2 separate regions of the Mus musculus genome follow, and region 1 is linked to region 2. Evidence: chromatin loops called from intact Hi-C (ENCODE). Cell type or tissue: gastrocnemius. All regions are shown on one strand. Each heading gives the region's core, and the rest is flanking DNA. Links, peaks and the distances in the headings are about the cores only. Region 1 overlaps Tenm4 (teneurin transmembrane protein 4). Region 2 holds the start of Gm15412 (predicted gene 15412).

Region 1 (16,257 bases), core at 6,464-8,963, 58 kb after region 2:
GAGACCGGCATGCTCAGGGCTACAGGCCAAATCCACCCAGCGAGCCAATTTTTGTAAATAAAGTTTTACTGGCACACAGCCCCACCCATCTGCTTGCCTGTCATAGATGGCTGCTTTCCATGACAATGCACAGTTGAATGCTTGTGACAGAAGCTGTACAACTTGCACTATTGAAGAGAGTTACTAGCAGCATCTTTAAAGAAGTTTGACAATCTCTGACTTGCAAGCCATACTCAACAAAGTCTTTTGTTCCCAGAGGCTAAATTTTGCTCTCTTTGTGTGTTCCCTTACGACATTTAAAAAACAGATGTATAATTGCTGTCTACCAGACTAAGAACTACATTGGAAAAACATGAAGGGGCTGAAGAGATAGCTCAACTAGTACACAAAGCTTGACTTGTACCCATGAGGGTCTGAGTTCAACTCTCAGAACTCACTTAAAAAAATCCTGATATAGTTGTGTGTGCTACTTGTAACCCTAGTCCTGGGAAGACAGAGACAGTGGATCCCTGAGAGTTTATGACCACACAGTGTAGCCTATCAACAAGCCGTAGGTCTAAGTGAGAGATTCTGCCTCAATAAACAAGGTGAATGTCTCTTGATGAACAACAACCAAGACTGACTTCTGCCCCAACATGATAATTCCATGAAAAAAATGAAAGTTAAAAAAATCCCAAAGAGCAAGGAGGGCAAACTCATGGCTCTTTCATTCATACCTTAAGTCCACAGTGATTTTTTTTTTCTGCCTTAAAATAATGTTGTTGGAAGCACTGATGATATTTTATTTGGAAAGACTGAGAATCAATGTTGATATAACAGCTCCCTTCCAAATCCTGAAGGGCTCCCATGGACAGATGTGACTGACAGACACATCCAAGGACAAAACTGGAACCATCACTCCATAGCTTCTTGGCTGGTTATGTGCACTGGAAAATTAAGGTTTCAAGGATTCACGATATTGCTCCTTCTGATGCATGTGAAGAAATCCCTCCATGAAACAGAATTTGAATTCCATAAGGTGCAAGTCAGCCCTAAAGAAATGCTGCCATGAACAGAATAAATGATCTGCAATGTCCCATTCCTAGTACTGTTAGCTTATGGAGAATTTTCCTCATCCAACTGATTTTGATGGTCAGAGAAACCATGTAAAGATGAGGCTTGTGTCACAACCTCCCCTTTTATAGAAAAAGAAAAACAGACCTACAAAATGAAGTGCCTCAGCTAAAGTCCCAGCTAGCTGAATATAAGCTGAGCTGCAGCTCACATTGACATATGAGACCAGTGTGATGAATCATGGGACCTCAGTGGAACAAATTCATACAATTGAGTGTTTGTCAAGATGAGAAATGAAAATTACTCTGATGCTTTTAGCAGCCAGGATCTAAAACTTAAGACGGAAGCGCATTTTCTCAGAGGCTTGAGAGGCCTGAGGCAGCCCCTCTCTTGTGGTCTTTATACCTTCAACTTCAGACGCCATGGTTACGCTAGGCAATGGTGGCTTAACTCACGGATCTTTTCCTGTGCTCGGCAAAATCTGGACAACAAACAATATGGGTGCTCACCAGTGAGTCCCTTCTATCTGTTTGGGAATAGCTCCAAGGAAATAACCAATACCTGCCTCCTTGACCATCTCTTGACCATAGTCTTTTCTGCCAGAGTGAGGGCTAGAGGAAGTTACTAGGGATTTAGGGTCTCAAGGTTCAAGTCTACACATCCAGTTGGGTAAACTTAGGCAAGTGATAACTTTCTCCATTTCCAAGTCTCTCACCTAAAGAGGCATCAGGATGGACTGTAGGCACCAAATAAAGACATTCCCGTGAAATGCTGTCCCTATGCCTAGAACAGAGTGCCTTCTGTATCAGTGCTACATTGCTCTGCAGGACATCCAGTCCTAGACATTGGGGATGCTCACACTTCTACTTTGACTGTCTTCACCATAGAACCAAAGTTAATGCACACAGGCCCCCTAAGCTTCAGTCCCCTCCCCTAGCAAATGGAAACAATAAGCCCCATCTATCTGTCTAGTAAAGCCATTAGGAGGATCAAGTGAGGTAATAGACACGCTAGGGCTTTGTAAACAGCAAAGTGCTGCTCACAAATGAGTCAAGGTCATTATTATCGTCATTACCTCTGTCAGTCCTGAGTGATGGAAGTGTTATTGTAGGAAAGGAGTTATCGGGCAGAGCCACTGCCATTCATTTTTATGTCTGACAGAACAATGCACTCTTTTTTTTTTAAACTTAGTTTCATGACTGGGTGCTTGCTCTTAGAAATTGTTCCTATACTACATATCCATAATGGATAATGGATATCATAGTTTAATGAGATCAGCCCCTCCTCACCATGGTCTACTATAGTCATGGACGTTTCCTTTGGGAATATGAATGTGCTACCTAAAGAGTAGAATTATGGGGTGTTGCATCTACTTTATAGAAATCAGAAGCTGCCTGGGTGTGAGTCAGAGACCTTTCTCCCCCCCTCTCCTCCAACCCCCACTTCAGCAAGCACAGAAGCAGAAAGCAGGAAGAATTGTTTCCTCGTGCTACATGGTAGGCGAATTCCACCTACATTCTTCATGCGGCCATTGTAGACAGTTCCTCATAAAATCTGCCACCAAATTAAGCAATAAACATAACCTGACCTTTGACTGAGGGCTGTTTTATTTGGAAATTAAAAAAAAAAAAAGCACACTCTCAAATCCCGCATAGTCTCTGTGTTGTCAACGAGGCTCATGATTTAGATGAGGTTCTGGGGGGCTGGAGAGACAGCTCAGAAAGTAACACACATTTAAGGGTTCAGTTTTTAGCACCACATTAAAAGCTGGACGTGGGAAAGTGCACTTACAATTATGTCACCAGAGAGACAGTTACAGAAGGCAAGCTCCCGGTCACAAAAAGAGACCCTATCTCAAAACCTGAGGTGGATTGAGCCTGAGGAGTAGCGATGCCCAAAGTTGTCCTTGGGATTCTACACACACTCCTGTATGCACATCTGTGTATACATGGACACAAACACACTCGTGTGCACATATATACATACACACAAAATTGACCAAATGAAATAAGCAGATATGGTGTAAATACATCTGATCTGAGGCCACTTTCAGAGTTGGCTCAGACATCAGCTTTTAAAAATGTAAAATCTTTGCCTGGTTTCAGGGCTGTTTGACCTGGGCTATCCCCAGACACACAGCTCTGGTATGGCACTCCCTGCTCATTGCTTCTGGGTCTGGGTTATACACGATCTATAATCAGAGCATCCCGCTGCATGAATAAACTCCAAGTCTTTAGAACAATTATTTCTTCATCTTCTTTGCAAAACTCTCCTCTCCCGTCAATATATGTTAGACAATTTCAGGAAATTAAATGATAAATATTTTTAAGTGACCTTCAGCACAGTGTCAGCTGAGTAAATGCCAGCGTTACATCACTTTGCTCTAAGGCCTGAGAAGCCATAACTACAGGGCAGCCTATGAATGAAGATCTCCCTGCAGGAGCTATAGGCTAAAAAGAGGAGAGGCTGTGGTCAAGGTTGGGGACTCTGGGGACCTGGAGGAGAAGCAGTAAGCCACATCAATCATCAGTAGGCCTGATGACAAACACTTATTACCAAATGGAGATTGTATTTACTCTGTGATCATAGGCGTGTCAAAGCACACATTTGTGAAAAGTTCCATTCAGAACATATGCTGGCCCTGTGTCTAGGAACAATGGGGCAGGTATTGTGCTGGGTCTTCCTAATGGTTTGGTTATCAGAAACCCACCTTTTCTTTCATTATATTTTTGTATATCTTGAAAGCTGTCTTTTTTTTTAAGTGAAAGGAATATTTATTTTATGGCATGGAACAATTATAGTATTTGGAATAGCAAACTATAAAATTCTGTAAGCCAATCAGAGAAATATGAACACTTCCTAGACACCTGACACTACTAAGTATTTGGTAGTAATGAACGCATAATCTCATGTTTGATTTTTTTCCAACTTCAGGGGAAATCTTGAATTATTTAGACACTCACCAAAGTATTTACAAATGAAATAATCTGACAAATAGGATACTGACAATTCCTGAATTCAGAAGGTGAATATGTGGAGGTTACTATATTATTTTATAAGTCGCTTAAGTCTGAGTATTTTTGTACTAACATCTAGACTATTTAAGAGACAACTTAAAATAATAGGATGAGTTGGAGAAGAAGGGTTGAGTTCTTGATCATGAAGGGTTGGACTGGAAGTGGTAGGTGGGGGAAAGTGGAACAGATGGAGTACTGTGAATCAGTTTTTCCATTTAGTGTGGTGGTCTGTCTACTTGGTTTAGGCTGCCCTTAAATCCTGCCAAAGCCTCCAGAATGCCGGAATTATAGACACATGCCACCATACGTAGAATGGACCTACTTTTAAAATGATTGGGGGCGGGGGTTGGTGGAGAAATGACTCAGTGGATTAGAGTACTTGTAAAAGCAAGAGGATTGAATTCTCAGCACCCTTATAAAAGCTAGCCGTGATTGTGCATGCATATAGCCCCAGCGCTGGGGACACAGACAGGCAGATGCCATTCACAAATCATTCTGGGCTATTCCATGTCCTGCATATCCTCCTCATCCCTTAGGCACAGGGTAGCCATGACGCCTCACCATTGCTAGCTTCTGAGTTCTTCACCACGGCTTGTCATGTCCTGGCTCCCATTTCTCCACATAACCAGCTGACAAAACTCTCTTCAGTCAACCCATTCTGATGGGCCATCTCTTCCTAGCTGAGACCCTGATCAACACAAATGAGCTACCGTGAAGAAAGAAGAAACAGTTGGCCTGCCCGATATCAAGCTCTGTTCTCCATAGTGTAGGAATACTAGAGAGGTAAGTGCTTAGGCAGTAGGGAAGAGAGAGAGGCTGTAATTTGATATACAGTGGAAGTGACGGTTCTGATCGATGTCAAGAAGGAACAGACTATCCAGAAACAGGATCTGGACAAAAATAAGTAAGACATCCGACACATGCTTACTCAGAAGTCCACAGAACAGATTCTGTGACGGAGAGTAGCAGGGGCTGGAGCAAAGGCGTGGAACCATCAGAAGTTCAAGAACAGGTCCTGAACTGGTTAGGAAAAAGATCATTCCTATTTAACAGATGAAGAAATGAGGCCCAGTCATTACACAGGCTGCCCAGATTCACCTAGTAACAAAAGGTATATTCCATAGGACTTGGCCTCACCCATCTCTGGGCTAGAAGGCAAGCTGTTTTGCACTGTTTGTCCCAGCATACTAGGCTCGGGTGAACTTGAACACAATGACTGCAGACAGCTGCTGAGTGTCAGCCGAGGGGGAAATAATACCTGTTCATCAGGGAGCTAATTCTGCAAAGCTCACCGTCTAATAGGTACTGTATACACGTAAATAGGATGCTCTAATCAGCAGGAAAGCAGGAGCTGCAATCTATTCCTCATGGACCTAAAATATAATGGAGCTAAATTGAAGGTTTTACGATACACAAAGCACTTTACTTGGAAGACTGATGCTTTTCCAGGCAAGGTGTTTATTTCTAGAACAAGTTCCCACACTCTCTGACATCTTGCCCTGGCGAACAAAGGGCACTGAATAAAGCAATGTCCATAGAAGGTCTTCAATGCTTATAGAGCCCAGAGGAGACAGGACAGTGCAAAGATTAGGAGAAGAGACTTAGAAGTCAGGCAGACCTGGCTAGTTCAAAGTCTTATGACCCCGGCTCAGGCTTTCAATTTCTTTAAACCTGTTCTCTTATCAGCAAAAGACAAGGACAACAATATCCATCAGTGGACTGGAAGATTAAGTGGTATTAACATAGGTAGCCAATGGACTTTAATTAAGACTAAGTTGATTTCCTGGTGTGGTCCATTTTCTTACTCCAAAGAATATTCCCAGGTGAGTGTTCTCAAATGCGTGTTGTACAGTTGGAACAAGCACACTGCCTCTCTGCTGACCACTCTCACAAGACAGATGAAGAGATAATAGAGGCCTAGCCACTGACATCACCCTGGGGTAGACTACTCCTATATATTCTATTGCTTTGTGCCCTTTTTTTTTCTGTTTCCCTTCCTTCCCCTCACCTCTCTTTCTCCCTCTTCTCCATTATCTTCTCTTCTCTTTTAAAATGTGTTTCGTCTATAGGACTGAGGCAGTGTGTGAGAACTCTGGCTGCACAAGCAGGACACATGAGCTTGATTGCAAGCATCTATATAGAAAGTTGTACATGGCTGGCTATACATGTGCATTTAACCCCAGGGCTGAAGTGGTTGTCAGAGACAGGAAAATCACTGGATCTTGCTAGCTGCCGGCCTAGCTCCAGGGTCAGTGACCCTATGTCAAGCTGATACTGGGAAGGCGATACAGCAGAATGTCTGATCTTCTCCTCTGAACATGCACACATGTACACACTCTGCACACAGAGATTCAATTGCTCAAAAAAACCCACTTCTCATTTTGTTTTAGGTTTTCCCTTGGTTGTGTGTGTGTGTGTGTGTGTGTGTGTGTGTGTGTGTGTGTGTGTATGTGTGTGTTATAGTATATGTAGCCTTGTTTTCCCTGTAACTCACAGTCTCTTTTTTTGGGCTCCTGAGAGCTGAGACTACAGACACATACCCCCACAGCTAGCTTCGTTTCTGTTTTGTAATTGTTATGTAACAATGGTACATGTCTATGGAGCATTGTGTGACATTTCAATGTGCACACATCTTGTAATAACCATATCTGGGGACTTAGCATACACAGCACCTCACACCTTTGAAGGGACATCAAACTATTCTTCCAAACTGTAACTTTGTACCGTATTTTGCTTTAGTCAAATAAACTGATAACAGATTAGGAACACAAATTTTCACATGGAAATTTGGGGTTCCAACTTTTCTTGGAACAATGAACAGAATAATGTCAGAACACCTACTTTTTAAAATTATTATAATGAGCAAGGGCTGTCTGCTTGACAACGGTGGCTGTGGGTTCACTGTTGCTACTGTCCCTACCCAGCCCATTTAGTTTACCTTAAATCATTTTAGATTCTTTCTGATTCGAGCTTTCATTCCCCAGTCGGAAAGCAAAACGACATACACTTGAAAGTGTACAATGTCAGAAAATTTGTGATGCATTGATGTTGGCTTTATTTTGGAGTTTGGCTGACCTCAGTTTGACTTGTGGTCCTGCAACTTATGATTCTGTGGTACAGTCTGTCTCTGGAATTCAGCTGTCTCTGAATCTCTCCCTGAAATGCATGTCCATGTATTTCTGAGCAGTGGAAAGAAAGCACACATCTAGCCCAACTAGGGGAAGGTTTAAATGATACAGTCGTTATGAGGGACTTCAGTGTGTGGCCATAGCAGCAGACCTACACAGACTGTGCATTTCATAATTATTTGGGGGGAATGGATCAAGATTATAAAGAAACTTAGGAAATCTTCTCATGTTTTTACTAAATGAAACTACTACTGCTAGTAATAATAATGGTGATGATATATCTTCTACATACTTTAAGAAGAGAAGCTATTACATCTATGATGGTTTTAAGTAGCAGTGGACTACATATTTCCTCTTTAGATACTAATCTTAGATGGCTAGAAACACTTGGAGATCTTTCTTCCCCATTGTCTTAATGACATACCCGTGACTTCGTGTGCCTTGTGGTAAGTGATTCTTAGTCCAAAGGGATGAGTCTTACCATTCATCTTAACATTCACAGACATGGCTGTTTTCAGTTGGAGCCACCTTCTACTTGCCCAATCCATCTTATTCCCCAAGAGCAAAGGGTATTTTGCTGATTGAAGCAGCAAATTCTTGGAGTGACCCTTATTTTATCCAAGTGACATCACTGAGGAGCTATTTTTCAAATGCTATCCATGAAGAAGGAGGAAGAGTATTCTTAGATCTGGACACAGAAACCACTTGTTAAACACATGCAAGCTTTGTTAATGCTGTGTGTCAGAGCCTGCCATTGCTGGGCACAGACATATAACAGTGGAGGGAACAGCACTGGTCCCTAGGGTCCCAGGCTACATGTGCTTTCTCAAGCACATCAGATCACTGTCACCCTTCCTTACATCTCAGTATACTCCACAAGCTTCATGGTTCTGTCTGGAAGGCAAGACATGAGACAGAGAGCTTGAGATTCCTCTCATCATCATCTTTTCTCCTGCTCCCTTCATAGTCTTATCACTTCTTTCTTGTTTAAGTCTGATATCTCCACCCCACCCCCAGTTATCTCTGTAAGGAGCAATTTCAGATTTCACATAGATTTAACTAAAATTCTCATAGGTATAGAAAAGTATAGTAAAATCAAAGTAAGGCCAATTTGCTAGTAGGCAATGTATTGTCATACGCTATTAATAGCAATGGTTCTTACACTAATACCTGTTACACCATTATGTTTCATTCAATAGCAACCCCTTGAAATATTATAATCACATAGTGTTGGGGTTATAATGGGCCCCAAAACCATACATCAGAACATGCCAGGGAGGCAACTTAACCCTACTTCAGTCTCACATACATGCACAATTCTAGCTACAATGTTCTCATAGTTAGCCTATGCCTTCACTCAAAAACCACTTGGAATTTGTCATCTTATAATTCTCCTTTCCCAAGAGAATTGAATAGAGATACTCAAAGTTATTCACTAGCACCATTTTTGATGCAATAGGCACACTTTAAAAAAAAACTGTAGATGTTTTTAAAAGGAAAACAAAAACCTTTGGGAGACATATTTCAAAAGCCTCCCAAAGAGGGTTTTTTTCCCCAATAATCCACGATCCTCTGACTGTAGGACAAATATGGGATGGATTGCAACTCTCACTTTGGAGAAAATTACATGGAATTAGCAACACAGGAATAACAGATTGTTTTTCAATTTTTGCCACTAAAAATGGCAGGCCCAAGGGGTTTTGAGCTAGGATGTTAAGCACCAACATTTGTCCCATCAACATGAAGGAAGGACGATTCTGATGGATAACTTTCCTTCCAAAGAACTGAGACAGAGTGCTTCATCATCTTAAAAATGTAGCTTGTCAACTTTTTCTCCATCTGAGGCTTGTCATATTCTGGTAGGAGATAGCCTCAGTGCTCCCAGAAGCCACCAAATCATGAGTTCTAAAAACATAAGATATTAAAGTAAATAAGATCCAAGTATTTAGAAATTATGCCCAAGACAGAAATCAAATACCCAGGAAGGCTGGGCCCTGCAGCCTTCTGAGAAGGATTCTCTAAGCTTCCCCCATGCCAGAGACCCAGGACCCCAGGATGGAATGTGAGTTATGGGTGCTGTATTTTGAAGCTTATACTCTGATGGGAAACAGGCAGTAGCAATGGATAACTGAGCAGATTAGTAATCTACTGCAATAGCCAAAAGTACAGGCCAATAGAAGGTACCTAGAGCATGGGAACAAGGAAGCTGTTCCAGAGCATCTTGGAAGACCTGGGAAGACAGAGGCGATGGAGGAGCATGGTGTGTGGAGCTCAGAAGAATGACTAGAGAGAGAGAGAGAGAGAGAGAGAGAGAGAGAGAGAGAGAGAGAAATAGACAGACAGACAGACCCGGGGAGGGGACAAGCCTGGGGGGTAGGTAGCAGAGCTAATTTGTGAGGTCTGTAAGTGTATTAAGTATTAAGGACTTGGAGCTTTTTTGCTGAGATCAACAGGAAGCAGCTAAGTCACTGAACGTAGAGTAGCAGGTTGTGTGTGACATCGTATACATGCTTAGAGACCAATTTGTGTGTCCCAATTTGCAGCCCCACACACAGAGGCCTTATGTCAGGAGGCACAGATTGGCTACTGTGAGAACATCAGAGAAATTGGCAAACACTACACAGACCACTCTTCTTTTCCTTTCGGAAAGCTGGCTGTTAAATTTCTGCCAGCATGGCAGCAACTAGAAAGGTCAATAAAATAAATTAGAACAGTGTGGGACCTGAATCCAGGCAGGGGATGGTAACAGAACAGCTCTCCGAGGAGGTGAACAAAAAAGAGGTAAGGGGGTGCTTTTATGACATTTGTGACTACAAAGGGAGATTATGACTCATATGTGCTGAGACTATTTCCTGGACTCCTTCCCATGACCAGGCTGAAGATACATAAAGATATTCTACATGTCCTCAAGGAGAGAAAAGCCATGTAAAATGACTCTAGGTCATGGTACCCTGGTAGGATAGGCCAACTTTCGGGGCACACTAAATTCTGTAGCATGCATTCAATCAGGGCTAGTAACACCAACTAAGAACATGCTTGCTGAGAGACGTGCCCAAAGGATAGGTGTTATCAGTCCTGTTTTATAGATGGTTAAATTTAACTTTAGACAGATTGAGTAACCAGTTCCAAATTCCCACTGGCATTAGGGGATATGTGGGAAAAGGTTTCACCTCCCAGAATTAGTGGCCTCGATATCAGCCTGGAGAGCTGGATTGTGAGAAATGGGGTTGGGGTGCCCACACAAGAGCAGAGAACCCAGCAGGAGCAAAGAAAGGAAGTAAGGAGGCACAGGACTCCCAGCCCACAGCTTACGGTCTCTGTCACAACGCAGTGTTACCACTTCAGCCCCCAAATAGCCACCGACAACATGGAAACAAACGTGTGTGGCTGTCTTCCAAAAGACATTTATTTATGGACACTAAAATTTGAATTTCACACAGCTTTCACCGGCCACAAAATATTCTTCTTGTGATTTTATTTCCTCATAACATTTGAAACATAGGAGCTATCCTTAGTACATGCATGGGTCATATAAAAATAGATGTGGGGCTGGCCTGGATTTGGTCACTAGACTGAAGTTTGCTGAGCTCAGACTCTACCAAGACAGGTTGTCTGAGAGAAATTTTATGAGAGCCATACCCATCATTTAAAATTTCTGACAGTCCCATTTGGAAATCACATGGTAAGATTGGGAAGCCAAGGGGGATCTGTGTGTGTACATATAAAGGCATCCCTGTGCATGCAGGGATGTGTTCTCTTCCCTTCTTACCTCCACATGAACATGGAGGATGTTCTAGTCAAGGGCTACCTGAATCCTTCCCTATGAAACAGCCATGAAGAGGGTACTAACACAGCATGGCGCATGGCTCTGGTGCCTGATCATTTTCATTCTCACCCCATCCCTATCCTGCCTCCTCACTCACCCTCTCCAGAAAAGTCTAAGAAAATAGTTCCTTAGAACTTCTATTTTTTTCTACCAGGAGATAGCACATGGCAAGCCTTGCCTGGTACACATCTGTTATTGATTAGGTACCATGGAAGAACTGCTATTATTTTCTACAGGTACTTGTGAATACATACATTTGTATACTCATCTATGTTCAATGAATGTGTGTGTATAATAAACATATTGTATACATATATATATATATATGTATATATATATATGTGTGTGTGTGTGAACATACATATTTTGTTATTATTTTATTGGCTATATGGATTGGGGATTTGGAAAACCTCATTGGTCTTAATCCAATTAATCCAATATATCAATGTCCGGCTGAAACCATCTACAATGGAGCAATTTATCATCATTTTGATTCAAATATGTGGAATAATGAGAGAAAGGAAACAAATGTGAAATTCCAATGTCCTGGTATTGGGGGGGGGGGCGGCAGGTGCTTCTTTCTTAAAGCAGCAAAAAAAAAAAAAAAAAAAAAAGACAATTTGGATAGGTCTTGATCTTCCCTTTGGGGGCCATATTTTGTTTCTCAGGATCAAGAGTCTAAACCCTCATTGTGTGGAATTAACAGCAATAAAAATTGATGTCTATCTGGCTGTAACTAGATCTGACTAAGGCAAGTGGAGGCTGCTGTGGTTTTACTTAAGGGGTAGAAGCCAAGTCCTGCCATTTCTGGCTCTCTGTGGCTCCTTAGGGAGGGAGCAAGAAGGAACAAGTTCACAGTGAACCCCAAAACTCAAGAGTCCTCTGAGGCAGGCCTAGCCAGCCTCACCTCAGGCCCCCAGCAAGAGCTGCTAAGGGCAGCTGTGCAGCTTTTGTTGAGCCACTGTTTGTTCAACGGATCAGGCCTGCAGGAATAGTTCTTTAAATTTAATGAGATGAGCCAGCAAAGGAAATCATCTAGCTTAAAAGTAGCCCAGAGCCCCAATTAGTGGTATGATTTTGGGTAAATCACTTGACCTCCTGAGCGTCAGTTTCCACATGCCTGGACGGGAGACAGTGAGCAGTCAATACAGGAAAAGCTGAAGCAACAAGTACAGGCAGCCAGCACTCGGGTGACCCCAAGACCACTGTACCTAGCACTGTCCCCTCCCAGAAGCAGGCGCAGGGCGCAGTGTGGCGATCATGTGTATTTGCAGCCCTTCGGATCTTCTTTCCCACTTTCATCCTAGGAGTCAGAGTGCAAGCCTTGCTCAGACTGGACGTCTTTCGTCAATCCTTCCGTTCTCTAGCAACACAGGCTTTCTTAGGAAAAACACTTAGGCTAACCGCCCCTGTACGGTGAGGAGGCAGTCAGTGAGCACAGTCCCTACAAAGAACTGAGAGCAGAGATTGATTGCCACAGAAATGTCAGCTTTACCGTCACTGTCAGCATCCACACCACCATGTTGTCATTGTGTTGGGCAAGCTGATTAACCTTAATTTCCAACCTAAAAAATAGGAGTAACAACACCTGTCTTGTGGAGATATGTGGAGTTCAAAAGTCAAGAGTGATAGGAATCTGCAACCCAGTGAACAACAGACAAATATTAGCCTCCCCTTCCTTTGCCTTCCCAATTCCAGTAAGAAGACAGCTCTATGGACAGGCTATTTCTGGTCATGTAAGTCTATTCTCGTTTTCTTTTCTTTCCTTATAAAATCTCTTCCCCACCCTCTCTGCTTGTAACTGTCTCTAGTCTCTAGACAACAAAAGAGCAGGCTACATCCTAGCAGGGGATGAAACCTTTTTTTTTTTCTTTAAGGAAGAGCCAAGACTCACTAGCAAGGCCACCACCAAATTACCAACCCGAATCACAGGGCTCTGAAAGCCGCTTCAGAACCCGTGCAAGGGTTTGCGGCACTTAACTGGCTGAAGCCTCTTCAATTGCAGCCTGTCACCCCCTGAGTTAAGTAGCGGGTGAAATCAGCATGTATAATTCTCATCTAGCAAGGTTCAGAGAGGAGCATTGCGGTTCAGCATGATTCACGTCTCTTACGCTCAGGGCCTCTCGCCCCCCCCCCTTTTTCATTTTCCTTTTCCAAGGACCAGTGATAGGGTTCAAAGAAGCTGAGGAGGCCAGAGGTGAGCGCTTCAGTAGAGCATGTGCTTGGCTTTAAGTGAAACTCTTAGACAATTGATGGGCAGGGAAAAAGATATTTTCCTCATGCTCTCCTGCCAGATTTAGCAATTTACTATCAGGATCCCTGGGCCAGGAGGGAAGAGAACTGGTGCGTAGAAACAGAGAGCTTCAGAAACCCAAACTCACAGTCCTTCCTTCCTTCCTCTCTCCCTCCCTCCCTTCCTCCCTCCCTCCCTCCCTCCCTTCTTTCTTTCTTTCCATTCCATCCTTCTGTATATCCAATAACCTCTCCCATTTTACCAGGTTAACTTGGATTTATCTGTGGACCTGTGCCAATTTCCTTCTAGTACCTTTGAATAGTAGATCAAAAAACTCCCCTACGATGTACAACACTAGCCACCATAAAAAAAACAAAAAAACAAAAACACGCTCTGCTTGTTTGTGTGATTACTAATCCATATCTGGTAGAGCTCAGCCTGCACCCTGGGTTGCCTACCTCCAAGACTTGAGTCTTTCTCCAGGAAGCAGTTAAAACTGACCCCGGGTCTCCAACTCATAAGCTGCTCTGGACTTCCTTACCTGCTCTCTCTCTCTCTCTCTCTCTCTCTCTCTCTCTCTCTGTGTGTGTGTGTGTGTGTGTGTGTGTGTGTGTGTGTGTGTGTGTGTGTGTGTGTTTCTCCTTTAGTAAGGGAACCATATATCACAGAGTGTGAGACTGGAATCCTAACCTAGTTTGCTTTTTGTAGAAATTGTTGTTAAATCAGACTCATGTGTTTAAGTTCCCCCAAAGAGGGATAACCAGCAAGAAAGCAGAGCTCTCCTCGGGCCCTGAGCCTGCCTCCTGCTTGCTTTTCTTGCTTTTCTGGGTGCCTCTGCATTGAGAAGGGGTCAGTGAGTTGGAGGCCTGGGTCAACTACACTGTTGTTACCCACCCCTCAGTCTTGTCTCCTTTCTTCTGTCTACTGGGTGCCTCTAGGCCTAACTTCATAGACCAACAGACTACAGTGGTGATGGAGACTGATCTGTTACAGTACAGAGCTCCCGGGGACCCTCTACTCATTAACTATTGCTTCTGTGATGTGAGAGGTGAGTACCCTTGAAGTTCAGAAAAATTAAAAAGTGGAAAATTTTAATTAGAGCCCCTCCCTCATCTACTTGCTTTCCTGTTGGTGTATAGGGTCCTGTGAAGGAACCAAAAATTATGAGGTCAGTTTGAGATTCATAAGGTCTGGGCCTTCTACTAAAGGCCCATGTCTAACCTTCCTTTGCTTTCCAAAGTTACTAAAAGAAAGCAAAGAAGAAAGTTTCATTTGTGGGGGATAACAAAACTTAAACCTGCAGAAACATAAATTTTAAGATTAAAAAAGGGGTGGGTGTAGTAATTCCAGACTTCAAAGATTATGGAATTTACATGCATAGATACATTTTTAGAGAAGATACTTGTCTACCACTAACAAAAATTAATATTTAGAATTTACTAGAAGTTCCTTCCAAAATATAAGAAAACTTGAGAGCCCCCATTAACAGATAGACAAAGAAACTAGAAGTCAATAACAGAGGCCCTAAAAGCTAACAGGCAAATTGATCTTGTACTCAAAACAAGAAAATATAAAAATCCAACAAGATGTGGCCACAACCATCAGACTGATAAAAATTGAAAGCTCTGCCTTAGTTTTCAAGGTTCTGACAGGATATGGGAGGCACCTAAGACCTTGGGAAATGTAATGGATTGAGAAGTCAGCTGACACAGTGTCATGTTCTGTCACTTGATTTGTGTGTGTTTGACTAAGCTACTGAACTTCTCTCAGACTCAGTTCCAGTGTGTGTGCATGTGTGTGCGTGTGTGGGCACTCAGAGTTGAAGTGAAGTACCACCTCTCTTTGAGCAACCACGGAGATTTTAGTGGGATATGCAGGAAGCCCCTAGTCACCAACCAAGCTTTGTCCACATTAAGTACTCTTTCAGTGGTAGTTTATGAAAGCCACCTCTCAAGTGCCTGTTTTCTGCATCATATGAAGGTCAGTCTCAGCCTGAGCAAATCATCTTGTTCGGAAGGATCTAAGGCTAGATGCAGTGGTGCACACGTGTAGTCCCTACTCGGGAAGCTGAAGTGGGAAGGCCATTGAAGTCAGGAGCTCCAGACCAGTCAGGACAACACAGTGAGGGAAAAGACAAAGGAAGATCTAAACTTCCCAACCAAAGGGTGACTTGATGTGATAGGAAGGTGGGGGCTGTGAAATGCCTGGAGCAGTCCATTTCAGGAAGACATAAGTCTCTCTAAGTTGCAAATCAGATCTTCTAATCTGATCTCACCAAAGCCACAAGAGTGAGACTTAGCCTCCATTTACTGATGCAGAAGCAGATTCAAGACAAGGGACTTTTGCCCAAGGTCACCCAGCAACTGAGCCTCAGAAACAGAACTAATAGGCTTATCTTCAGACCTGAGCCTCAGTCGCCTGTGCCACCAAACCACACTGCCTGAGACCTGGAGTGGTTAGCAGGTCCCTTGGCAGAAAGAATAAGAATGTTAATAAGAGTCATGTTGCCTGGTAGACTGTTAATTTCAAGGTGCTCTTATAGTACAACTTCATTGAATATTAAAAAATAAAAATTAAAAATAAAAAGTAATAAGAACAACTTAGACTGGAAACTGGATGGAAGCCAGGATTTTACCTAACCATTGGCTGGGAATATTATGGGCTGGGTCCACTGGCTCAGGCACACTGAAAACACCTGTCATCATAGAATACAGCCACACTGCTGAGATTATCCCTAATCCTTCCAGTCCTGAAAGCTCCCTTGCTTACAAAATTCCCAAAGGAGAAAACCCATGTGCCCTGCCCCCAGGAGCCTGAGCTCTTGGCTTTCCTTCCCTAGAACCTCCAGTAGAGTGTGCTTTGACACAAGCCTGGGTACTATGGCTTCCAAGTCCCGTAAGCACTTGAGGAAAGGCACCAAAGGAAAAAAGAGTTGCTGTGAACGACAATGGCTGTTACTGACAAGACAAGAGACCTCCTGGGGACTACACACAGGAAATG
Region 2 (16,257 bases), core at 9,080-11,579:
GACTATCACATCTTTTCTCACACATACAATTCATAGCCTGGGCCTTGGGAACAAGAGTTCCAGAACTGGGGGTGCCAGAAAGGCTAGATCTGTCTGCATCACAAGCTCTTTGGCAGTTCCAGTGTTTCTCTATCCTCTGTGCCCACATTCAATAAATGTTCAATGGACTTCATTTTAAGTCAAATTATATAGTAATTATACCAAATTTACCCTCTTCCCTCCCATATTCAAAAATAAATTTACTTGACTGCAATTATTGATTTGATGAGTTTTTCTTTCTATAGAGTGAGACACATATTTATGAACATTTGCTCTTAGGTTGTTTTTCTGAGTTAACTCGGGAGAAGCAGATATAGGGAAAAGAGGCTCAGCTCTCCTCTGGCTGCATCTCACATCACTACTCTGCTCCCTGTAGCTACCTGTCTTCAGTTCAACATTCAGTCACCAAAATTACTGAAACCCAACTCACTCCACACCCACTCTCCTAACAAGGTCGCAGAGGTGGAAATAAAAAGTCAGGTGGACAATTGATTACCTTGGCAGACCTAGAATCACCTGGGATATGGGCCCCCGAGCACACCAGTGGGGAGCACCCATCTTAATGGAGGGCGAGTCCATTCCCTGAGAGTGGCCTTTGGACTGGATAAGACAGAGAAAGTGAGCTGAGTTTTACCTTGCCTTCACCATTCTCAGAGTGTGGGTATGATATGACTGGTTGCTTCAAACTCCCACGACCTTAAGGCCCTTGCCAAGATGGACTGTACCTTGAACTATGAGCTGAAATGAATACCTCTTCCCTTAAGTTCCCTTTTATCACAGCAATAGGAAAAGAAATGCTAATAGGTGTGGTGCCACCTCTTCAGCTCAGTTTAGAATCGTCTCAAATTAATCTACTCCAGTTGCCAGTAACATGTTGACAACTTGCTTTAGCCCCTGAAGGCCACTGGCATATGGAAGTGGAAGGTCAACAAATCAGGATTCTCTGGGCCCTGAAGGAGGTACCAAGATAGATCAAAGTTTGTCTGATGTCCTGATCAAAGTCAAGTTTCCACTGAGAAACTAAGATCAAGATACTACCAGTATCATGTTTGTCTCCGCCCCATCTTCAAACACTCTAGTCATTGTTTCAATATCCTTTTTGTGAGCCACCTCCCACAGCTCTAAATAGTTCTCTTCTGCTTCTCAATATCTAAGGAAGAGTAATGGGGACCATGCATGGTGCTCTTTAGTCCTTAGTGAGACCCTGGGGTTGACCCCTGCCTCTCATTCCCTCCCAAGCTTATTGACTGTAGACAACATTTGTGATATCAGTAAGCCCCCATGTTTTCACCTGAGATGGATAGACACTAAGAGCACAGAACCTCAGGGTTGCCTTGGTCTTTGTATGCGTCACATCTAACAGAGATGTGATAAAGGGATATTGAAACAATGACACATCTAACAAAGCTGGTAAACATCATGATGAGTGCAGTCTGGTAGCCTGAGTTGCCAACAGCATAGCTCACCCTCTTCCCCTGGTGCCTCTCTCCTCGGGATCCCTTAAGATCCTGCCACTATATTTCCAGGGCAGCATAGTTCCTTTTCTACCAGCTCCTATCTGCCTGAAACTTTCCAAAGCCCTGTGAGTTGCTTGCCATGGATCTGTCTTTCATGGTGTCAGGCACCAGGTAAAAGCTCTGGGTTTCCTTTCTTAAGCTTGTCTATGATACTACAGGCAACTTGTTCTAGTTGCATGGTCAGAGCAGCCCAAGTGGGCCATGCACTGTCCTAAATGCTCTATAAATATCACTCCATTTAATCTTCATTTACAATTTTGAGAGTTAGATGCTGTCATTTCCTTATTTTATAGATGAAACAAGAATACTGAAAGGCCTACAAAATTGCCTAAAAGCATACAATGAGTAATAGAGCCAAGATTTTGCTCCTGTTCATTAGCTTCTTTTTTTTTTTTTTCTGAGACAGTGTTTCTCTGTATAGCCCTGGCTGTCCTGGAACTCACTTTGTAGTAGACTAGGCTGGCCTCAAACTCAGAAATCCACCTGCCTCTGCCTCCTAAGTGCTGGGATTAAAGGCTTGCGCCACCACGCCTGGCTAGCGTCTTTGTTTCTTTCAGACAGGGTCAAGTCTATAGCCTGAGAACCTGGGATTGTCCTCCCCCAGCCTCCTGAATGCTGAGACTGAAAGAGTATACAACCATACCCCTCTAAGACCAGGATTTGGAGCCTAGGCAAACCAGCATCAGAATGCAAATCCAGATGGTGGGGTGATTGTTATAGGGTTAGGCTGAGTGTCAGGAACTCCTTAGCTCCCAGAAGCCTTCCAGTTCCAGTGAGAAGCAAGAATGTGAAGGGGAAATCATAGCTGGATCCCAGAGCTGTGCTGTGCCAATTTGTGAGGGCTGGGAATGGAATGGAAGGTGGAGGGCCACAGTCATCACTCTAACTGCTGAAGATAAAGCACCCGAACCTAGCCACCTACCAGGAGGACAGAGACATTCTCTGGGTCAGCCTTCTATCAAGGTAGATGCCAGACCTGAGTGGTTACATCCCTGGTGACAGCATAGTAAGGCTGAAAATAGCATAAACTGAGCCTTCTAGAAGCTTCCATCTAGGAGGCTCCAGGGACCCCAAGGCTCAGGCATGCTGTGTGAGCTTTGAGTGTCCACTCTTCAGATGTAGGTGCTTTGTGGAAACTCTGTTGATCTAAGCTAAGCCTTGCCACCAGATGTCTGAGTGAGTGAGGAAGCTCTTCCTGAAAATGATGGGCAGTGATTTCCCAGGTCATCATTGCTGGGGCATGGATTTTCAACCCCTGGACTTCTGTTGCTGATTAGGGTATCAAAACATGCTCACTTGAGCTTTCTCCTGGGCATTTCAGAATCAAAGGTCCTGTCCTTTCTCACTCCTTCTCACTTAGATCTCATCTTGTCTGTGTGGTCAGGGTGATGGAAGCAATTTAGGACGAAAAAAAAAGATACGGTAGACATGAGGTCTCAACCCTCAGCACCAAACAACTCCCCAAGGTCTGGCAGAGCCAGTAATGAAACCCTAGAACATTAACCAGCTTTCCAGGGACTAGTGAGGTCCTCCAGACAGCTGCCCCAGCTGCAGGCACTCCTGTTTGGATGCTATGCATTACATTACTTTCAGGGGGGAGTTTGCTACAGAAATAATGGCTTTTATTATTTATCTTAAAACATGGGAGGTCTACTAATCATCCAAGATGCTGTAGGATGCTGCCAATATTTTCAACTAGACCCACAGAACAACAGGTGAGAGCCTTTCTAATTTTAACAACTCAAGCAAGTGAGCCTTGCTTGGAAGAGCAACTTCTCCACCCAGCAATTTCATGCTTACCCTTCCATTTGACATACAGTTGCCAGCCCCCTTCTCTGGACTGCACATGGGAAGAAACTGGTGATTGGGAGAAATGTTACAATCGTGGGCCTCATCAGCATCCAAATCACAACTTTAAAAAATTACTTATTTTTCAGATTTTAATACAGGTATACAATGAAATATGATCACAACCACCCCCTAATTTCCCCTCCGACTCTCCCCATATGCCCTCAACACACCCCTCCCAACTCCAACCTACCCTCATAGCCCACTAAGTTCAAGTAGTACTGACCATACATCCACGGATATGTGACCATCCACTGGAGTAAAGGAGAGCTCCTCAAAAAAGAATGATTCTCCACCCCCCCCCAGCACCTCTGAGATGCTAATAGCTCTTAAAGTAAGAGGGTAGGTCCTGATGGTCATTTATCTTATCAACAGTGTCAAATCCTAGATTGTACCAAAGCTATCATGTAACACTGAGAAAGTTACTTAGCACCTCTCAGCCTTATTTTCTATCTATAAAGTGGGTCTCTTTATCACAATGTCGATGTAGATTATGGGATTTATATATGACAGCCATCTCTCCAGCTCCACTTTGACCTTTCAGCTGCTCATTTTGGCCATAAAACGTGTCTAGAGCAGAAAATGGAAGAAAGGGGTCCTGTGCTCAATAGTGGAACCCAGTGAAGGCTCTGTTCTAATGAATGAGAAAAAGAAGTTGGGAACAGTCTTTGCCAACAGAAGTTCCAGGCAGGAGGTGTGGAATGTGGGTGGACCCATGATGATGCAGGCAGACAGGCAAGAAGACACAGAGCATCTGAGACAGCAGCAAAACACCTGGATTAGGATGAGGTTGATATCCTCCAGATCCATCCATTTGCCTAGGAATTTCATGAACTGATTGTTCTTAATAGCTGAGTAGTGCTCCATTGTGTAAATGTACCACATTTTCTGTATCCATTCCTCTGTTGAGGGGCATCTGGGTTCTTTCCAGCTTCTGGTTATTATAAATAAGGCTGCTATGAACATAGTGGAGCATGTGTCCTTATTAAAAGTTGGAACGTCTTCTGTGTATATGCCCAGGAGAGGAATTGCTGGATCTTTCGGTAGTACTATGTCCAATTTTCTGAGGAACCACCAGACTGATTTCCGGAGTGGTTGTACCAGCTTGCAATCCAACCAACAATGGAGGAGTGTTTCTCTTTCTCCACATCCTCGCCAGCATCTACTGTCTCCTGAATATTTGGTCTTAGCCATTCTGACTGGTGTGAGATGGAATCTCAGGGTTGTTTTGATTTGCATTTCCCTGATGATTAAGGATGTTGAACATTTTTTCAGGTGCTTCTCAGCCATTCGGTATTCCTCAGGTGAGAATTCTTTGTTTAGCTCTGAGCCCCATTTTTAATGGGGTTATTTGATTTTCTGGAGTCCACCTTCTTGAGTTCTTTATATATATTGGATATTAGTCCCCTATCTGGTTTAGGATAGGTAAAGATCCTTTCCCAATCTGTTAGTGGTCTTTTTGTCTTATTGACAGTGTCTTTTGCCTTACAGAAACTTTGCAATTTTATGAGGTCCCATTTGTCAATTCTCAAGGTAACCCAATTACAAAAATGCACTCACTGATGCACTCAATGATAAGTGGATATTAGCCCAGAAACTTAGAATATCCAAGATACAATTTGTAAAACACATGAAACTCAAGAAGAAGGGAGACCAAAGTATGGATACTTCATTCCTTCTTAGAATGGGGAACAAAATACGCATGGAAGGTGTTACAAACACAAAGTTCAGAGCTAAGATGGAAGAAAAAAACCATCCAGAGACTGCCCCACCCAGGGATCCATCCCATATACAACCACCAAACCCAGGCACTATTGCATATGCCAGAAAGATTTTGCTGACAGGACCCTGACATAGCTGTCTCTTGTGAGGCTATGCCAATGCCTGGCAAACACAGAAGATGATGCTCACAGTCATCTATTGGATGGATCACAGGGCCCCCAATGAAGGAGCTAGAGAAAGTACCCAAGGAGCTAAAGGGGTCTGCAACCCTATAGGAGGAACAACGATATGAACTAACCAGTACCCCCCAGAGCTGTGTCTCTAGTTGCATATGTAGCAGAGGATGGCCTAGTCAGCCATCAGTGGGAGGAGAGGCCCTTGGTATTGCGAAGATCATATGCCCCAGTACAGGGGAATGCCAGGGCCAGGAAGTGGGAGGAAGGTGGGTTAGGGAGCAGGGCAGGGGGAGGGTATAGGGGGCTTTGGGGATAGCATTTGAAATGTAAATGAAGAAAATATCTAATAAAAAATAAATTAAAAAAAAAGGAAGGATGAGGTTCAGGCCTCTGATTCTATCTGTGAGAGGCAGTCAGGGGTTTTGTTTTGCTTCTGTCTTTTAAAGATTTATTTATTCAACGAATATGAGTGCTCTATCTTCATGTACACCTGCATGCCAGAAGAGGGCATAAATTACGTTTATAGATGGTTTTGAGCCACCATGTGGTTGCTGGGAATTGAACTCAGGACCTCTGGAAGAGCAGCCGCTGCTCTTAACCTCCGAGTCATCTCTCCAGCCCAGTCCGATGGATGCACAGGGCCCAGTTTGATCTTGAGCCCCTTGATGGCTGTGAGGAAGATATCCTGAATGGTGAGGTTAGGATGGAGGGAGGTTGAAGCAGACGGGTCCAGAGTCACAGCTCATTCAGCTCAGCACTCTAGCCTAGGTGAATTATTGCATGAACTTTATATTAATTCATTGAGCTTCAACTTTAATGGTCCTAATGAGCTAGAGACCTTACAGGACTGACCAGGAGCCACAGAGACAATCCTGGAGACTGACTATGTGAATTCCACCCAACGATGCCATTGTGTGACACAATCTCAAGGGCTAGAGACAAAAGTGTGTATTCCCGCCCAACAGGCAAGAAAACAGACTCAGCATCACCATGGCCAGACTTGTTATGGACTCCAAATTTCATCCCCTAAGTGAGAAACGTTCCAGACGTGCCTCTTTGTAATGGGATTCCCTGAGACTCCTGGGGACTGGAGCACTGCTAGAGACCACCTGGGGCCATGGACAGCTCATAATGCATCGGATGCTTCTACTTCATATTTGAAATAACCATCACAGAAAACCCCTAAAGTAGAAGTTATGCTCCTAGTTTAATAGTTGCCATGGAAGCATGGGATGGTGATGTGTTTTCTCAACTGCAATGTAATCAGCATAAAAGAGAAACAATTGTCTTGATGCTAGGAACCACCTATTACCCACATGGTGGTACCTTACAGTCTCCTCCTAGAGAGCCTCCCTTGGTTGGTCCCCATGTCAGCAAGTGGAGCACCTAGGTTGCCCTAAATCCTTGAGCTCTATCTCCATCCACTAGCTATCTATCCTTTAGCCCGCCTGGTTCTGTCTTTTCAGGCTCTCTCAGCTTCTGTCCACTTCTCTCCACTTCTGCCTGCACTTGTGACCCTATATGAAGCCATAGTCATCTCTCACCTCATCTTCTGGTATGGTCCCATCACAAGTTCTTCTGTGCCTTGTGCCCTTAGAACAAACTGCCCCTGCCAGCCTGTCCTCAGCTCTGTTTTCTGGTGTGTGTCTGTCTGTCTGTCTGTCTGTCTGTCTGTCTGTCTGTCTCTCTCTCTCTCTGTGTGTGTGTGTGTGTGTGTGTGTGTGTGTGTTTGATTGCTTCACCATCCTTACTTTCTTCCTACATCTTGTCCTTTGTGGCTCTGGACTCTGGCCTTCCCTGTGCCCTTTCCTATAAAACACAAACAAACACCCATACTCTCTGGATCTGTGGTACCCCCATGAGGACCTTGTAGAAGAATAGGGGTGAGGAGGATGTCATCTGGGAGGGATAAAACCAAGGTATTTGAGCACTAAATGCTGCCTATCTCAAAAGACATGTTTGAGTCTTGAGCCTCCATCTCCCTCCTTCCACTCAACCCATATGACTGTGACAGCATCAGCCTCCCTTAGATTATAGACCAGAAGGCACTGGTCTGATGAAATTGAATGCCATCTGAGCTGCATGGAGCCCAAGGGAGCACCTCTGCAGCTGCCTCAGGTGTGGAAGCAGATGGGGCTGAGTGTGCTAGAGTGAGGGGCGGGGGAAGGCTGATGAATGAGAACCTGGGTCTGGTGGGACCTGGGCTCCTGCGGTGACACAGCAAGGTCTTAACCTCTGGAGCCCCACAAACCCCTTTGGCAGATCCTTGAAACATGTAGACCCTCTTCCCAGAAAAGAAAGAAAAAACCTTTTAAAAGCACAAAATAAAAACTAATCGGATTACAAAGGAAACCAATTATATTGAAATAGTTATCAAAATGTTAAAATGAGAAATTTGTGATTGTTATATTTTTATTTCTTTTCTAAGTCATAACAAGATCTAACAGCTTGTCTAATAACTATCATAACCTTGAGGTAGTGATGAGTGCAAATGATATTTTGAGGCATCTCCAATAACTATAATGGGATACAAAAATATCTGATTCTTCCTGGTAACAAAGTCCCAGAAACTGCTAATGCTATTGTGGTTTATTGCCTATATTCGCAATGGGAGAAAATGCTAACTTTCAGTTATTTTCTTCCCGGCCATACACTCACATTAAGAAGCTCTGATTTAGGGCAGTAACCTCACTTTATAGTGGGAAGAAACTGAGCTCCCAAGGGGAGGGGCAGGTCTCTGCACAGGGCTCCACAGCAAGTATGACTTACCAGACATGGGTGCCTGCTGCCTCTTTAGCCACACTCTGCCCACTGTGCAGAGCCATACCCGAGTGAGACTCTCTGAACCCATAACACAGGACAGTCATTTATTTCTTCCGCTTGGTTTCTGGAGCCGAGAAAAGGGAATAGCCACTCCCTCCTTGGCAGGCTGCAGTGAGATCAGAATGAGGGTATGCATAGGAATGGGGATCTTGATGGCTGGAAAGGTTTCGCAGTGTGTATAGACTCTCGTTTCTGCATAATGGGGTCAAAACTCACAAACTTGTTGTAAGTTAAAAATGCTACTGAGTCAAAATGCACTTAAGGGGTTGGGGAAGTGGCCATGTTGTTAAAGTGCCAGGTGTGAGATATAAAGCCCTAAAGCTCTGATCCTCCACACCTACATAAAGCCGGACACAGTGGTGTGCATCTGTAAGCCCAGCACTTGGGGGAGGAGAGGCAGAGACTACGGATTCCCAGAATTCATTGCCAGCCAGGCTAGCCAAATCAAGGAGTTCTAGGCTCAGGGAAGAGCCTGTCTTGAAAAAACGAAATGGAGAACAAATGAAGAAGACACCTGAAGACACTCCTCATCTACACACACACACACACACACACACACACACACACAAATGCACTCAGTACACCTGATCCTACTGACCACTCTAGCTTAGAAACAGTGCACTGTGGGGGATTGGTTGCTTCCCCCTTTGATTGTGTGACTGACAGCTCCTTGCTTCACTGCCGAGCATCATGGAAAAAGTATCATGGTTTATCCCTAGGCTGTCAAGAAATGAATCCGCATCATTCCAAGAATGTTTTCCACTGATTGTGTTACTCGTATGCTATCCCCAAATTCTTACTTTGAATAACTGTAGCTGGGGACTGTGTATCAATAGTTATACATAGCTACAGTATCACAGAAGACCAAATCACATGCAAGTCTAGGGAGGCAAGCTTACTTGGGAGGTGTCCCATACAGAGTATATAGAAGCAGAGGGGAGGGGTAGAGACTGGCAAAAAAAAATCCTCACACCCCTGTGACAGGGGATACTGGTTTTTGTCATCTTGACAGAGGCTAGAGTCATCTGGGAAGAGGCTCCTCAATTGAGAAAATATCTCCATCAGGTTGACCTGGGTGGGCAAGTCTATAGGGCATTGTCTTGATTAGAGATTGAAGCACAAGGGTCCAGTTCACTGTGTTACCTCTGAGCAGGTGGCCCTGGGTGATGCATTATGATGTCAAAGGTAAAAGAAATAACTGAAAGCTGAGCGAGCCGTGGGGAGCATGGCAGTAACCAGCCTTTTCCCACAGTCCCTACTCCAGTTCCTGCCTCCGAGTTCCTGCTCTGCTTGTGAGCCTGCCTTGGTTGTCCTCAGCGATGGACCATGATCAGGGATATATAGAGTGTCTCTATGCTCTCACAAGAGGAGAACCTGTGAAACAGGGCAGGTACAAGCTCTCATCTGCTTTCACAGGTCAGGGTTTCCTCCCTGTCCTTAACCTCATCACTGGCACTCTCTGCTCCAGGTTTTCCCTGACTCAGCAAATTGCTCTCCTTCTCTCCCGTTATTGGAAGCCAAATAAACCCAGTTTCCCCAAGTTGCATTTGATTGCAATTTATCATGGCAAACTTAGACAAAGGGGTAGCTCTCATTTGACAAGGTGCAAAATGGTGGGGGTGCCACATGGGAAGACAGGCCTGTCATGGGCAAATTGGGCTTTCTAGGAGATAGTGGAAACAGTTTTGATGAGATATTGGTTGCTGTTTTGTTCTGTTTGTGGTAAGACAGAGTGAGCAACCAAAACCTTGTCTGTTTGCTGTCTATGGGATGTTCAGAAATGTGAGTTCTACCATCTGAGGCAGGAGAAGGTAAAACAGGGCATTGTTTGCCAGGCAGGTTGGTTCAATGTCCCTTGCCCCACCCTGGTCCCTAAGGTCAAATGGGCCTGTGGAGCGTATGGGAGTTCTCTCTAGGGCAACTAGAACCCTCAACTGTGGCCCTCGATTTTATAGCAGTAGTTTAGCCCTAGCAGCTGGGAAGCTCCTCTGTTTTATTAATAACCCTGGATCGTGCTCACGGCACATCAAGGTAAACAGAGACATTTCCAGGGCGTGCGATGCAGGCAGTTCTAACAGATGAAGAAACAGGCTTCCAAATATAAATAGGAGATAAGATAAATAGACTGAGAGCCAAGCTGGCTTCACACTGGCTTGCAGGCTGTGAGCAACACACTGTGCATCAAGGCTTGTGGAACTGGAAGGGATGCTCATGTGGAGGATGGGGAGACACCCAGAGAAAAAGAAAAGACTTGTCGGGGTCCTGTTGATCATTTGGTATTCATGAATTCTCATGGCATCTGTTTCCTCATCTGAGAACTCTTAAAGTGACAGTAACAGTGGTTTTTATTTTGTTTTGTTTTGTTTTGAAAGTGTTCTATTCTTTCCCACCCGATATCCTTGCCTTGCAGAACTGACTATCTCAGACTTGACCTGAAAGATCCCTGTGAGTCAGACAGCGAGAGCCTGGTCCTGACTCCTCCGTGCAGAAGCAGTTGTGAAACTTCTGGAAACCACAGTTCCTGTGTCCCCATCAACTGCAGCACACACCCAGCAGGTCGGCCACTGATGGTTCGTCTGCCCTGCAGTCAGCCTGAGAGCTAAGAAAGGGCTCTGCCTCGTCCATCAATCCTTACCCTGTGCCCAGATCTGGCCTGCACACAGGGGTGCGCTATACATCTCTGTGGTGAGGAACTCAGCCTGTCAATCCCCACCTGCATCAGAGTAAGGAAGCTGCAAAGAAACTCTCTGCTAGGAGAGAGTTCAGCAACTCCACCTTGATGTCAAGCTAACATGCAAAACTGGCCCCGGGTCTGAGATATAAGAAAGACTTGGGTTTCGAACTTCAAAGAACAGCCAGGACTCCGGTGAGCAGGATCCATGGTTTCTTTGAAAGTCACTCTTAGGAACAAATGAAGGAGAGAAGCTAAGTGGTGGCTGTCGATCTGAGAAGTGCCAGGTTCCACCTGGGCACCTCACACACTGCATCTCCGTGAGCTTTGAAGAATGTGGGAAGCACCTGCCTTATGGGGATTGGAAGAGCAAAGGGTGAGGACCACAGAGTAGAAGGCAGGCTGGAAGCAGGGCACCTGTCTGCGGGGGTTCCTTCTTGCATTCTCCACACTCATGCTTACCCTAGGCATGGAGAGGCAGGAGTGAGCTTTGAATAAATCATTTCCCCACTCACAGCCTCCAGGACAGACACTGCCTGGGAGTCCACACAATAGAAGCCATTCTGGTTGCTCTGTGCACACAGGGCATTTGAAACCGATAGTGGGCGCAGACTCTGCATCTCACATTGATTAGTACACTGAATTCCCATACTTCCTACACAGGTTAGGCAAGGGCTAGGGAGTCAGAGAAACCAAAGTCCTGAGTCCACCAAAACCCTCTCTTTCTACTTCTCTGCTCAAGCTGACAGGTCTGCGGTGGTCCCGGGATACAGGTCAGCTGTTCAGAAGTGTGCCCAACATGTTAAATGCTGGTTTCCTGGGCTCTCTGCCACTCTCATCTCAGAGATCTTGGGGCCTGAGTGTGAGAGACAAGTAACAGAAAGATGAACGGAGAAGGACAAATACAGTGGATGCACTATTTATTTCCTGGGACCTTGCTTCTGTTGTACCTTGTTAATCCTACGCTGTGGGTTGAATTGATGCTTTACAAGCTCACAATATACAGTTTTATGAGTCCATAAAAATCTTCGGAGTGGAATCAAATTCACCTGCTACTCTCTGGTTTGAGGACTACATCCCCTCCAGCTTATCCTCTAAGCCCCTGGGCCAAATCCCCTCCATGAGCCCTGTAGTCTTCATGCAAATCTCTCTCTCTCTCTCTCTCTCTCTCTCTCTCTCTCTCTCTCTCTCTCTCTCTCTCTCTCACACACACACACACACACACACACACACACACACTGCCAGGCTTGCCTCTGCACCTTTGCAGACAGTTTCTCTCCTGGAATAATCTGAATGCTTCCGTGTGTCTCCCTCACCCTTGCCCACATGTGGGCAGCATTCCTGTCATTTAAGTCTCTGTTCCCTTGTCCCTCAGAGTCCCCCAGTGCTTTGAGAAGTGGCTTCTAGTTTTTATTCTGTTTCATTAGCTACAGAGTGTCTCTATACTCTCACAAGTGAGGCAGGGCAGGTACAAGCTCTCATCTGCATTCACCAGGTCAGAATTTCCTGTCCTTAACTTCATAATTAGCACTCTTTTCTCTAGGTTTTCCTTGTCTCAGCAGATTGGTCTCCATCCCTCCCATTGATGACTCCCTGTTGCACTTCCCCGAATCATTTTCAGAGGATGTATGACTTCCGGTCATGGGGAAAGGTCATGTATGTGGCTGGTTCTCAACAATGTGCGTGAATGAAGGAAGGGCCATATGATGTTCACTGATACATCCCTGTCATCAGCGCAAAGTTGGGCATTGGGCACGCTTTCACTATAATCAGTTTTACAGGGCTAGGATGATGACTTAGTATAGTTCTAGCCTTGCAAGTGCAAGGCCCTGAGTTCATTCCCCAGCACCCGGGTAAAAACCCTGAATGTGCTGGCACGCACTTGTAATCCCAGCAGTGGGGAGGTGGAGCCAGTAGGATAACTGGGGATCCAAAACTAACCAGTCTAGTCCAACAGATTAGTCCCAGGTCCCAATGGGAGACCATGTCTCAAACAATAAGGTTATAGACAGCTCCTGAGAAATGACACCAAAGTTTGTTGTTTGGCCTCCACATACATATGCACACGTGTTCATGTTTCCACATATATATGTGCACCTGCTCACATATGTACACAATAACAATAACTAAAAACAGGTATAAAATACTATGTGCCTGATATTATTGCAACTGCTGTATGTTAGATTATCTAATACTTCATATATTAGTTTAATTAATACCTTAAATATATTATCTTATTTAATGCTCTACAAGTATTAATATATTTTGCAAATTTAATATGTATAACCTCCCTATGAAATATGGCCTATTACATTCCTTTTCTGTTCATTTATTTGAGTGTGTGTGTGTGTGTGTGTGTGTGTGTGTGTGTGTGTGATTGTGTGGGATGGAGTGGATACACACTAATAAAGCACATATGTGGGGGTCAGAGAACAACTAACAGGAGTTAGTTCTCTCCTTTTGGCATGTGGGTCCTGGAATCAAATTCAGGCCCTCGGGCTTGGCATCTTTAACTGCTCTGCCATCTCTATATCCCAATAGCCTCAGTATTTTATGATGAAAACACACACACACACACACACACACACACACACACACACACACACACACAAACAAGTTATAGAGAGGCCAAGGAATATACCCAATCAAGATGGAGCAACTGCAGGGCTTATGGTTCAATCTAGGCCATACTGTTCTGAAATGGGTTTTCTTGGCATTGGCCAATAAATAGCACCTCTGAATGCAACCAGGTAAGCACCAAGCACCAAACACTCACTACCCATTAAAATGTGTTTCCAACATCCCTTCCACAGAAGGCTACCACCCATCATGGGGAGACCCAAGATACAATGAGTGCTTGGCGGAATGTGCCCCAGTCCTGACAACCCTGACCTAAGCATGACCTTAAGTGGGCTGCTCCCCTTCACTTAATGATATGCCCAGTTTCCAAGCCACAGCACCTTCATGGTAGGGAGCTGTGTGCTTTGTTACCATCAAGCCTGGCTCTCCACCTACTTCCAGAAGCCACACCCTTAGCAGGTGTTGGAAAGCATCAGACTATATGGCCAGTGATACTTGCTGATCTAAAGCCAAAAGACAAAGAAGCAGGCTTGAGACTACTTCTCTGACTTTGAATGTTTTTATTATCCTTAACCCCACGCTCATACATACAGCATTAACTTCCCTCCTATTACACAGTGGGGCTTCTAACATTTTAGAAAGTGGTTCCCAAGCCAAGCCAAACAAAGTCATTCATCTGTTTACATTCCCAGATCCATGCACAGGGACCAGTGCTCCAGACAAAGAAAGATCCCACTGATACTTCTCAAGTTACTGACCCAGTTCCTCATACAAAGTAAAGTTCCTCACAAACACCAGACTCCTCTCCACACTAGAGTATAGCCCACACTTCCCAAAAGGGTAATCCTCTGCTAAATTCTATATAGTCCCTAACAATGCTGGCTAGTGATGGACACCAGGAAGCTAGAGAACAATTCTGGGCTCTCTGTGCATTTGCTGACAGCTCTTTCAGAGTGTTTCATCTCTGCTGGAATCAAGGCTCATGAAATAAGACTCCTAACAGTTTTCCTTTGACTTTGTTTCATATAATCCCCCTTTTGTCCATTTCATGCTCTTCTCCAAATGTGTTAGATCCCAGTAGGCCATTGTCCTTCATGAATGATAGCTCCAGGCTCTGCAAATGACCTGCCATCTATCATCAAGGACCTCAAACTGCAACAACAGAGGTACCCTGTGTTCCTCTGCAAGCAGGAAGAAGGGTGGCATTGCCTGGAACCTGCCTCCTCATGTCCTGGGAGGGATACAAAGAATGCTGGAATTGCTGGAGCAGGGAGCAGAGGGAGAGACATTTTACTTTTACAAGAAGCCCTTCTAGCCTGTGGATGCTGTTTGTTTAGTCTTCTGCCAGATGGTCAATCCCCACTTGCATCCATCTGGCACCTGCTCCCTGAACCTGGCTCCCACCCTGTCATCCATCTCCCTTCTGAGCTCAAGGCTCTAATGAGATAATTTCACCATCATTGCACTGCAAACAAGAAATGGGCAGAGTGCTTAAGGAGTGGCTGGACTCATGTCAGGAAGGCCTGGGTTCAAATCTGCCTTTGCTACTTTCTGACTTTAACCTTATAGGTAGGCTTATTAACCCAACCCAAGACTTGGTTCTCTTTCTATCCTAGTTGTAGGAGCAACACCTGCCTTGCAATGGCATCATGGAACTCAGCTGGGTAAAGAGGAAATGGATACAACTGTTGGCTGTCTGGGTTCTGCATCTTGGAACTCAAACAATCAGATCTGAAAACATTTGAGGGGAAAAAAAATCATGTCTATACTAAACATGTGTAGGCCAATTTTAATTCTTGCTATCTCCTAAACAGTCCATCTAACACCTGTTTACCCAGAATTTACATTTGGGTATTGGAAGTTATCCATAGATGATTTTAATTAAGTACAAAGATTAACACAGATTATGTGTAAATACTACAGCATTGTACTTAGGAGACTTGAGTGTCCATGACCTTTGACATCCTCAAGGAGATCGATCTGAAGCCAATCTCCTAGCGCTGATTGACAGCTCTAATCACCAAGCATAGTTCTTGGCAAACAAAACATACTTAATAAGGGCTACTATTGTTTTGAAATGAATTCTATAAAATATTAATAAAGACTCTGTATTTTCCATAAAGCTGTAAAATTGATAGTAGTAAAGAAAAACAAAGTTTTGTCTGTGGTGTTGGGTCTCCCTTAACCTCAGAAACCTGCTGGTGCCTGTTCCAAACAGCTCCAGTACACCCTGAATCAAATGGAGATTCTGGCTCTGGCATTCCCTGCATGACCTCATCAGGCCCAGCCAACTTGTCTAAGTCTCAGATTCTTCCACTTCAGAGTGACATAAGTGAGATCTACTCCCAAGTTTGTAGAGTTGGGCAGAAATGGAGGCAAATGTTAGTAGCTTTCATTGTGCATGTAGAACAGGTACAGGTCAGTTGGTCACATCAGTTCTTAATCATTAGATATGTAGGTGGGAATCCATCCCATTGGACAAGATCTGGGAAGAATTTTGAAGAACAAAAGGAGGAGAAAAAGAGTACCTAGAACTTGATCTATATTGTCACAGAGAATATGGTGCATACCATGATCTTTACTCTTGGCCACATAATCTAGCCATTTAGAGAGCTTCTAACAACACTGGAAACCTCCTACTCAGAGATTCTGATGGAACTGCTGTTAGGTGAGGCCCTTCTATCAGCATTTTTGCAAATCTATCAGGTGGTCCTAACATGGTAAGCACCAAGAAGGACTAATCTAATTGTAGATTGGTATAAATACACAGCTGCTCCTAGTATAAACATGTGCTCTGGGATCCAAGCATATTTAATGTGAGTCATGGTATCAGACTAATGTAATGGTTTTGTCACTGCAGCTGTATACTAGAGTGAGACTA

What was found. Hi-C counts contacts between places; a loop is a spot of excess contacts. Peaks named below come from ENCODE experiments on the same cell type or tissue, not always from the same donor. Only the 100,000 strongest peaks of a DNase experiment are listed, where the experiment ranks them.
Region 1: a loop joins it to region 2, with 7 times the contacts of the local background. A loop is called at or near these places in 2 of 42 quality-filtered maps.

Annotation. Positions count from the first base shown.
Region 1 is chr7:96,274,553-96,290,809 of GRCm38, reverse strand. All of the region lies in intron 1 of Tenm4 (teneurin transmembrane protein 4), which reads right to left. Among named protein-coding and RNA genes, the nearest start is that of Mir6394, 23 kb to the left of the region's middle. In gastrocnemius, for the core only: no CTCF peak of the experiment used is centred there; no DNase peak of the experiment used is centred there.
Region 2 is chr7:96,335,040-96,351,296 of GRCm38, reverse strand. The region is part of intron 1 of Tenm4 (teneurin transmembrane protein 4); the gene reads right to left. Gm15412 (predicted gene 15412) reads left to right here and starts at 9,333. Exons shown (of 3, transcript NR_046043.1): 1 at 9,333-9,515; 2 at 10,536-11,172; 3 at 11,539-11,814. In gastrocnemius, for the core only: no CTCF peak of the experiment used is centred there; no DNase peak of the experiment used is centred there.